2 separate regions of the Mus musculus genome follow, and region 1 is linked to region 2. The links are chromatin loops, found by intact Hi-C in ENCODE. Cell type or tissue: heart. All regions are shown on one strand. Each heading gives the region's core, and the rest is flanking DNA. Links, peaks and the distances in the headings are about the cores only.

What was found. A loop is a pair of places that touch in the nucleus more often than their neighbours do. Peaks named below come from ENCODE experiments on the same cell type or tissue, not always from the same donor. Only the 100,000 strongest peaks of a DNase experiment are listed, where the experiment ranks them.
Region 1: a loop joins it to region 2, with 6 times the contacts of the local background. A loop is called at or near these places in 4 of 42 quality-filtered maps.

What each region holds. Positions count from the first base shown.
Region 1 is chr7:49,123,120-49,127,517 of GRCm38, reverse strand. 9130015G15Rik (RIKEN cDNA 9130015G15 gene) reads left to right here. Exons shown (of 4, transcript NR_154465.1): 4 at 3,455-4,398. It also overlaps a transcript of Nav2 not described here. Among named protein-coding and RNA genes, the nearest start is that of 9130015G15Rik, 37 kb to the left of the region's middle. In heart, for the core only: a CTCF peak has its summit at 1,814 (motif pointing left); no DNase peak of the experiment used is centred there; H3K27ac peaks cover 515 bases; H3K27me3 peaks cover 533 bases.
Region 2 is chr7:49,075,699-49,080,096 of GRCm38, reverse strand. It overlaps Gm32849 (a long non-coding RNA gene), which reads right to left. Exons shown (of 2, transcript XR_391458.3): 1 at 1-4,398. It also overlaps a transcript of Nav2 not described here. Among named protein-coding and RNA genes, the nearest start is that of Gm32849, 37 kb to the right of the region's middle. In heart, for the core only: no CTCF peak of the experiment used is centred there; no DNase peak of the experiment used is centred there.

The DNA.
Region 1 (4,398 bases), core at 258-4,257, 47 kb before region 2:
TTTAATAAACATGCAGATTCTGTTAGTGCTGGGACAGAACAGGAGTGAGGAGCTGAGGGAGAGCCAGTTGGGGAATAGAGATTCCAGGGGTGGATTCCAGGCACCAAGAGGCTTACTGGGGATTCACCAGGAAGGTGGCCTGGGAAAAAGAGAGAGGGCCGGAAGCTCCCAGGGAGGTTCCTTAATGCTCAGGAGTGAAAGGTCTGTCACACACTCATGTTAATGGCTGCCACTTGGAAGGTTTGCCAGTGGGTGGGGCAGGTGGATGGGGCATCCCACTCCCTCAGTTACCCTAGCTCGCTCTAGAGAGCTAAAAGAGGTAAACACAAATGCAGAATCTTGCAGCAAGAGACAGATTGGGCATGAACAAGGCTCATATCATAACCTCATATAACCCGGGCTTCTATCTCCTGTGACTTAAGACTTCCTTCTCCAGAGATGCTGGAGGCTGTAGTGGGGAGTGCAGTTACGTACATACCATTAAGTGAAAGACCATCCTGTCCTAGTCAGGAAAGCCATCTTCTTCCCAAGAACACAGCTTCAGGATGGATGCACATGCAACAACAAGTGTGTGTGTGTGGGGGGGGGAGTGAGGGGAGGTACACCCGCCTAGCCAGATCAGCTAATTCAGTCCATCCGGTCCTTGCTGGTCCCAGGGTGACAGTGCAGACAGCTTTCCCTAACACCCACTGTGGGTGTTGCCCCACTGGTGTCTGAAATTCATCTTCATATTGTCTTCATGACACCTGCTGCTATCACAGGACTGTGACGAGCAGAGGGGGTGAGTGCCCTGGCAGAGAGCTCACAGCTGATAACATGGTGTGATGAGCTTTTAACTTTTGAGAGATTTGGGCTTATATAACCGCCCCCTTCCTTTCTATTTGTGTGACCTTGGTGATGTCCCTGGAGCAGAGGGTTCTTGGTCTTTTCCGCTATGGGGCTGGATACAGTGATGGGCCCCTGGGTGCCTGGCTCAGGGCTGATTTGCTGCAGGAGCCTGTTTACAGAGCCTGCCATTGCTGCTACAGTGAGACCCACCTTTCCTCAGCTTGAGACTGATCTGACTGTGACGCTTGTTCTGGCTCAGAGAGTGTGGTAGAGTGAAAGACATGCCAGCAATGCAGGGGTTAAACCCTGACTTCTCTCTTCATTCTCAGCATTCACTGCAGGGAAAGCACCCTGCTATACTATTGGGAGACCAACACCGTGGCCCTGAGCTGAGGACACGTTGGCTGCCTGGGTCACCCACCTCATGTGATTCCCCAGCTTGAAATCCACTAAAGACCAAATCACCACAGGCCTGGTCCCTGTCCAAATCATGAGCTGAAGGGACAAATGTGTGTGTGTGCAGGAAATGACATGGAATATGCTATGTGTTAGTTAATTTGCTCTTTGTATCAATCCTAGGCCTGGAAGGCTTAGGTTACATAGTAAATAAAGTGTGGTCTATCTATCTATCTATCTATCTATCTATCTATCTATCTATCTATCTATTTATTTAATGTACACGAGTGCTCTATCTGCATGTACACCTGCATGCCAGAAGAAGGCATCAGATGCCATTACAGATGGTTCTGATCATGTGGTTGCTGGGAATTGCACTCGGGACCTCTGGAAAAGCAGGCATTGTCCTTAACAGCTGAGCTATCTCTCCAGTCCCTGAAGTGTGGCTTTAAACAGTAGGCTAACTCCAGAGTGCATACCTACAAGCTTGTTATAAGGCCCCTTTGCCAAGAACTAGCCACTCTCAGAGTCCCTCCCAAGGTCCTTCAGGCCCAGGTCCTCAGTCACACTGATTCAGTGCTGCCCCCATGTGGACAGGGAGTGCCATCACTCTCTGGCATTAGCTCATTTGGGGCTGGTAGACACCTCATCTGCAAACCTGTCATCTTCCCTTCAGGAACTCTTTCAGCTCCAACGGGAGCTGCAGTCTTGGCTCTGATCTCGATGGTCTGACTAGTGCTGGAGGAAAACCTCCCACCTCCTGATTCCCAGAGCTGTCAGAGTACCTGCAGAAGCAAAATGTCCCCACCAAAGCCGTCAGCAGATCCGTGGCAACCAGAAAGCCCAGCTCTCACCCCAAGTCCAGAACACTGTCAATCTCCTGGGGTGTGCATAGGCCACATCTTGTCCAGCAGGAGGCAGTCATGCTGAGAATACATCAAGGAGACTAACAGCATCAAGCATGTAGACGAGATACCCAGCTTCCTCTGTTTTACTCGAGGCATGAAGAAGCAGCACACATCCACCCATTGGTTTTTATTATCTTGGTACTTGCTTTTCATTATCATTGTTTTCTTTGGGAAAAAAATCCTCCTGTTATTTATTTCATGCCTTAAAAATGAGTTACATGAAGGGAGACTTGGGTCCCTTGCCCATGATTCCTGAAGGAGGTGGAGGTGTGAAGGTCAGTAGATCAAGTTGACCCTTATCCACATTGCAAGTCTGAGAGCAGCCTGGGCTAGCTAAGTCACTGCATATCTAACGGAGGGGGCTGGAGTGATGGCTTAGTGGTTAACAGTATTTCCTGCTCTTGTAGAAGAATCTGAGTTTGGTTCCCATCACTCATGTGCAGTGGCTTACACCACTGGGGATCTGATACCGTCTTCTGGCCTCTGTGGGAACTTTTATGAGCACACAAATACACACACACACACACACACACACACACACACACACACAAATGCACACATACATGCATGTACAGATACATACACATACATGTATTTACACATGTATGCATGCACACATAAATAAAATAAATCTTTTTAAAAAATGAAACCACCTCAAACACAATAAAAAAACTAACAGAGGTTGGTGACACAGGACATTGTTAAGGACCACTGTTATGGCTCCAGAAGAGCCCATACACTGTAGATCTTCCTAAGGACCACTGTTGCAGCTCTAGTAATCTAGAGGTCAATTTTAGAGCTCATACGCGGTCAATTTTGCTGCTAACTGCTCAGTTCACTTCTTATTCTCCATGTTGTTGCAAATATGTTGTATGATATAATTTTGTAGAATGCATTGTCTGTCCACCATAAGTATGTCTGCATGCTTTTTCTTTCACACCTCACTGTTAATCGCTGCACACCATCCATTTGGTCCACGTACCACAATCCTCCACACCTCCTCTGGTTTCCCACTGAGACTGGTCAGAATCTCTTGGTTTTAGATGTGATGTTGGCATTAGCATCTTCACCGAGGGGTCTCCCTTGTTTCAGATGGTTTTCTACAGCTCCGTAGCAATGTTCCCAGGATATACACTGCCTAGACTCCGTCCCATGCCTCTTTTGTCCCACCGGAAGCTAGACACATGGAAACTTGGGAGAGCAGATGAGAGAGGACTATTTGAAAGAGGGAAAGAGGAAAGATGCAGAGGAGGAAGGCAGTGGGAGAGCAGGGTGTCACGGTGCTACGTTTGGGATAAACTCATTTTGTCTCTGCTTCTTAGGTCTGAGCAGGAAGGGCAAGCCAGAGGAAGACCATCCAGGAAAAGAAGGGAACAGCAGAGGAATGTATTCCTTGATGGTGGCATCTCTTTTGAAATACCACACCACATCCTACGAACGTGTTAGAAAGAAGAAACAACACTTCTACCAAGTATTGCTGGACCTCAACTCTGGAATGTAGAAATATCAGTCTGAAAGCCATCTTGAGCTCTACAGTACCCAATGAAGTTAGATCATTGCCTTCAAGAGGACTTATGTGTAAAACTCCTACAGGCTGTAGACATGACTATGGGTCCATCCATAAGCCTACAAAGTCACAACAGCACATGCTGTGTGGTATGCTACCCAGACCCCTTAAAGGACAAGGGCATCCTCCCCAGCACTGGTGTTCTCCCAGGCTAGTCTCTCCTCTAGCCTGCCTGAAGGGAGTTTCCCAGCTCATGTAATGGCCTGGCTGATTGATGTGGGGTATTCCAGCCTGTTCTCCCTGTTGAGCAGAGGACACTGAACATCTTTATCCAGCTCTGAGCTGCCCAGGGACCAATTACAAATATACACAGCCCTGCCTCTCTGTGTCACTGGCTATCCCTTATAGGTGGTACCAATTTCCTGTGCTATTTTCTACAACAGAAGTCATTTCTCAGGGAAATTTAACCCCAAACAGTCATGTATCTTTCTTCCTTCAAATTCCAGAGAAGGGCACAGTAGGGAAAATACCTCAAGATACATGAACTGGCTAGGGTTTTCCAAACAGGACTCCAGTTGCTTGGGACATAATGCCAATAACTGAAGCTAGAAGGCAGAGGCCCAGGAAATGGCTAACATAATCATCTAAAGAAACAGCTCACAGAACCTTTGCAAGCTACACATCCAACAGAGGAGAATTAGCTGGAATATGAAGAAGAAAAACCCCCAAACCAAAACCCAAATAAACTTCAAGAAGCTA
Region 2 (4,398 bases), core at 130-4,129:
CTTCTTATGTAATAACCTTGCAACTGTCACCATTTGCAATTGACAAGGAAATCATTAAAACAAAGGACATGACTTGTCCAGACAGCTGGGCAGTGGGTCTGGGACCCAAGACTTAGTTTTAGTCTTTTTCTTCCTTTTAACACTTTGAGAACTTGTAATCATCAGCAAAGAGAGCTAACTATTAGTCTTAATTATTGCAGACATGGAGTAGGGTTTCACATAGCCCAGGCTGCCTTAGATTCACTATGTAACTGAGGATGACTTTGGATTCCTGATTCTCCTGCCTCCGTCTCATGAGGACCAGCATTGCAGACATATCACTAAACCCATGTTGTGTGGTGTTGAGGATGGAACCCAGACCTTGGTCCATGCTAGAAACGTGCTCTATCACTTGAGCTTCCCAGCCCTATTTTAATTTTAACTACACAGTGACATGATCTGACTCTTCCAGGGGTCAGCAGAGCTCTTGGGCTCTATTCTAAGTAGTTCGAGGCCATATTCAATGCTCACAATACCTGACAAAGTAGATGCTATACTGGCATCTAATTAATAAGTAGGGAAACCGAGGCAGGGATTGAGTAAGAATATGTCTAAAGTCACATAGATAGGAGAAAGACAGGGATTTGAACCTAGGCATTATGGGTCCTAAGGCCATGCTCTCAATGTGAGGTTCAGTGTTTCATGTGGGTTCTGCCATGAACTCTTCAGTCTGAAAAGTCCCCAGAAGCTCCTGGGAGAAGGGAGAGCCACCCATGGGTCACTTACAACACAAAGTGAAGCTAAAAAGGACATAAATGCCTCCTATGCAATCTGGTGAAGGAAAGCATTTTTTTTTTTTTGTCTGCTGCATCTCCACACAGAGCCAGCCAGGGCCACCCAAAGCATGCCACAATTAATTTCCCAGTGTGCGACACCGCCTGTGGGGGGAAAGAGGCGTCAGCTCATTTCTTATTCATGAAGTCACAGTGCCTAGCTTCATTTGCATGAAGCAATTTCTGTGGCTGCGAATCCACCATAAAATAAATCCATTTCTCCTCCAGGATCTGCGCTTCCACCAAGAGAGATGAGTAAGCAGTGTGTGCTAGGGACACACCCTCTGGACCATTTTAATCAGGAACTTGTCTGCAGCTAACAAGAACTTGATTTCATAGGAGTTCAAAACAGCTTAGTTTCAACATATTCAAATTCATCTCTGCTACAAGATCTGTTTTGGGGGAGACTGTAGAACTTCTTTCTGCTGAGCTAAACACTGAGGTTTTACACACAGTGGAGTTGTGCTCTAGCCACTTCGGTGGGGTGGATGGAGGCAGGGGGAACCTAAGAAGAAAGGGGAGTGGCCTCCTGCATCCCCACTAGAGGAGTTATTGGACAGGTGCATGACCCTTTGTGGCAAAACAGTGTTCTCATGAAGATGTCTCACCATAGTCAATGGAACTGTGAACATGCAAAAGAGACTTTTTAAATGTAATTAAGATGAGTGACCTTGAGATACTTCTGGTACACTGGATTATCCCAATGAGCCAGATCTAATCATATGGCACCTTAGAAGTAAAGAAACTTTGCGGACTGCAGGGCTAGGGAGATGGCTTAGTCAGTAAAGTGCTTTGCTATGCAAGCCTGAGGACTTGAGTCTGATCCCCAGAACCCACATATAAAAATGCTGGGCGTGGCGATGTATGCTTGTAATCCCAGCAGATTGTGGAAGGGGGGGAAGACCAACACAAATGGATCTTTGGGGCTAATCTAGTCTACTTGGTAAATTATAGGCCAGTCACAAAAAGCCCCAAGTAAGAAGAACCACATACAAGGTTGATCTTTGACTTCCATGTATGTGATAAAGCATATACATGAGCAATGAACAAGAATATATACACACGTGCCCACACACATACATACATATACACATGCACACATGCGCCCTCATACACATGTGCATATATATATGCACACACCTATGTGCATGAACACTTATACCACACATGTACACACATATACACGCACACTTATACACATATATGTGCAAATGCACATATATATACACACACTCAGAATGTTTGCAGATTGCAGTTGGCAGAGAGCTGGGAGAATATTCAGAGAGATGCCACTTTGCTAGCTTTGAAGATGAAAGAAGGAAGCTTTTTTTTTTTTTTTTTTTTTTTGTCTTCGTGACAAGATGCCTTAGACCGGGGAATCTGTAGACAACAGAATTCATTGCTTACTATTCTGGAGGTTGGGGAGTCCAGAGGACTTGTAACCCCTTCAGAGATGGTGCCTGCATGACTCATTTACATTAGTGGAAGGGACAGAGGAGTTTTCTGCAGATTCTTTATAAGGTTACTGACCTCATTCATGATGGGGGTCACTCATGGCATACTCATAACCTGTTAAATCCACCACACTGGGTATTAGGCATCCATATATGAATTAAGGGAAGGGGGCACAATTATTAAGACCGCAGCAGGGTCATGGCTTGAAGCAGGTGGGCAACCCATAGAAGCTGAAGATGTCCCATGGACTCCAGAGAGAGAAGCCTCAGTCCTTACATCCCGATTTCAGCCCGGAATCCCCATCTGATCCATGCGTCCCCACAGTGCCTCTTAGGTCATTTGAAGCTCCAAGTCTGTGACAATTTCTAGTAGCAGGACAGAAAATGAGTATGTCTTGTCTGCCCTTACCATCTGTGAACCACCTCACCAGGACAACCAGAGGGGGTCAGACCAACTGGCAGCAGCTTTCAGTAAATCCCAGCATGCAATGTGGGTAGAACTGTCACAGGTGGCAAACTGCACAGGAGGACACCAAGGGCGACTGGGACTTTTCAGGTCACAGTCACAAGTCTGCATGTCTGTTTGTCTGTCTGTCTGTGTGTCTGTCTGTGTGTCTGTCTGTCTGTGTGTCTGTCCACCTGTGTGTGTGTGTGTGTGTGTGTGTGTGTGTGTGTGTGTGTGTGCGCGTGCGCATGTAAACATGGAGGCCAGAAATCCACATTACTTGTCCTCTATCCCACTTCACCTTATTTTTTGAGACAGGAGTTTCTTCCTGAACTCAGAGGTTGCTGATTCAGCAAAACCAGCTTGTCACAGAGCCCCAGAACTCCCCCTGTCTTTGCCTCCTCCGCATTTGGAAGACAGGTACATGCCACTTGCTCCGGGCTTTTGACATGGGTGCTGGGAATCATGCTCATGTAGCAACCGCCTTATTGATTGAGCTCTCTCTCTCCAGTCCCAGGTCATGATTTTTAGCTATCATTGAAGCAGTTGGTGCCTGCTTGATCCCAACACGCACATACACACACACACACACACACACACACACACACACACACACACACACACTTCACATGTACTCTATGCGATCCAAAGGGAGAAGAACAGCCTCGATGAAGAAAAGCGCTTTGTCACGTCTCAGGCCACTTTTCAAGCTTCATCCCAGATGGTAATTGCAGCTGGTGATGTCAGTGGTTTGTTGTCGTAATAATCCCACAGGACAAACTGCCCTGAAGCTTGCAGCTGACAGCGGCAAGCAATTCTTTGGCTCGTGCACCTGTAACTATGCAATTAGGATAGGCTTGGCTGGGTGGAGCTCACAGGGGCTCTGCTCACTCACGACCAGTGGGAAGAAGACAGACAGGTGGCTGATTCTCCTCGGCTGGCCTCTCATCTCTTTGTCTGCCACACTAGAATGGCATTTTCTCATGGCTGTGGGCAGCAGCCGTGAGATGAGTAGGAATGTGCAAAGTCTCTCGTGTGAGTCATGTCTCTTAAGACACCTAAGACGCTGGGGAAAACAATGTCCCTCTGCTAAGTGACTCTTTGGTGGAAGTACACGCAAAGCAATGAGTAAAGGTGCAGACAGTGAGAATGGGTGAGTGAGAGTGTGGGTGCTTGTGAGCGTGTACACAAATATGTATTTGTGAATGTAGGTGCTGTGTGTGAGCATGCTTGCATGCATGCGTGTATGCTTTGTGTGTGTGTGCGTGTGCGCATGTGCATGTGTAGAATGGGGTTATTGAGGCAGCTAATCTAATACAGAAAAACAAATTGGAAGAAACCAGGGCATCTTCATTGGAGATTTGGTAAGCACCTACACAATACCTGGATCTTATCCAAGGGACGAGGAGCTAACCGTCCCCCACCTTATGCAGGAACCGCCTTACACAGAATGTCTGCCATGAATGCTTATGGGCAGAAGTGCTTATGGGCTGTTCTCCTCCAATGGGCCAGACTTGGCTTGGTACTGAGGAGACACCAGACAGCATTACTGGGCATTCACTCCACAAAGTAACTGTCTGCTAGTGGTGAGCCAGTGCTCAGCCCTCTCAAACGTATGGGAGAGCCAAGGCTCGGCAGGGCTCAGCTGCGTGCATGCCTGGTCTCAAGACGCCAAGCTCCATCTATC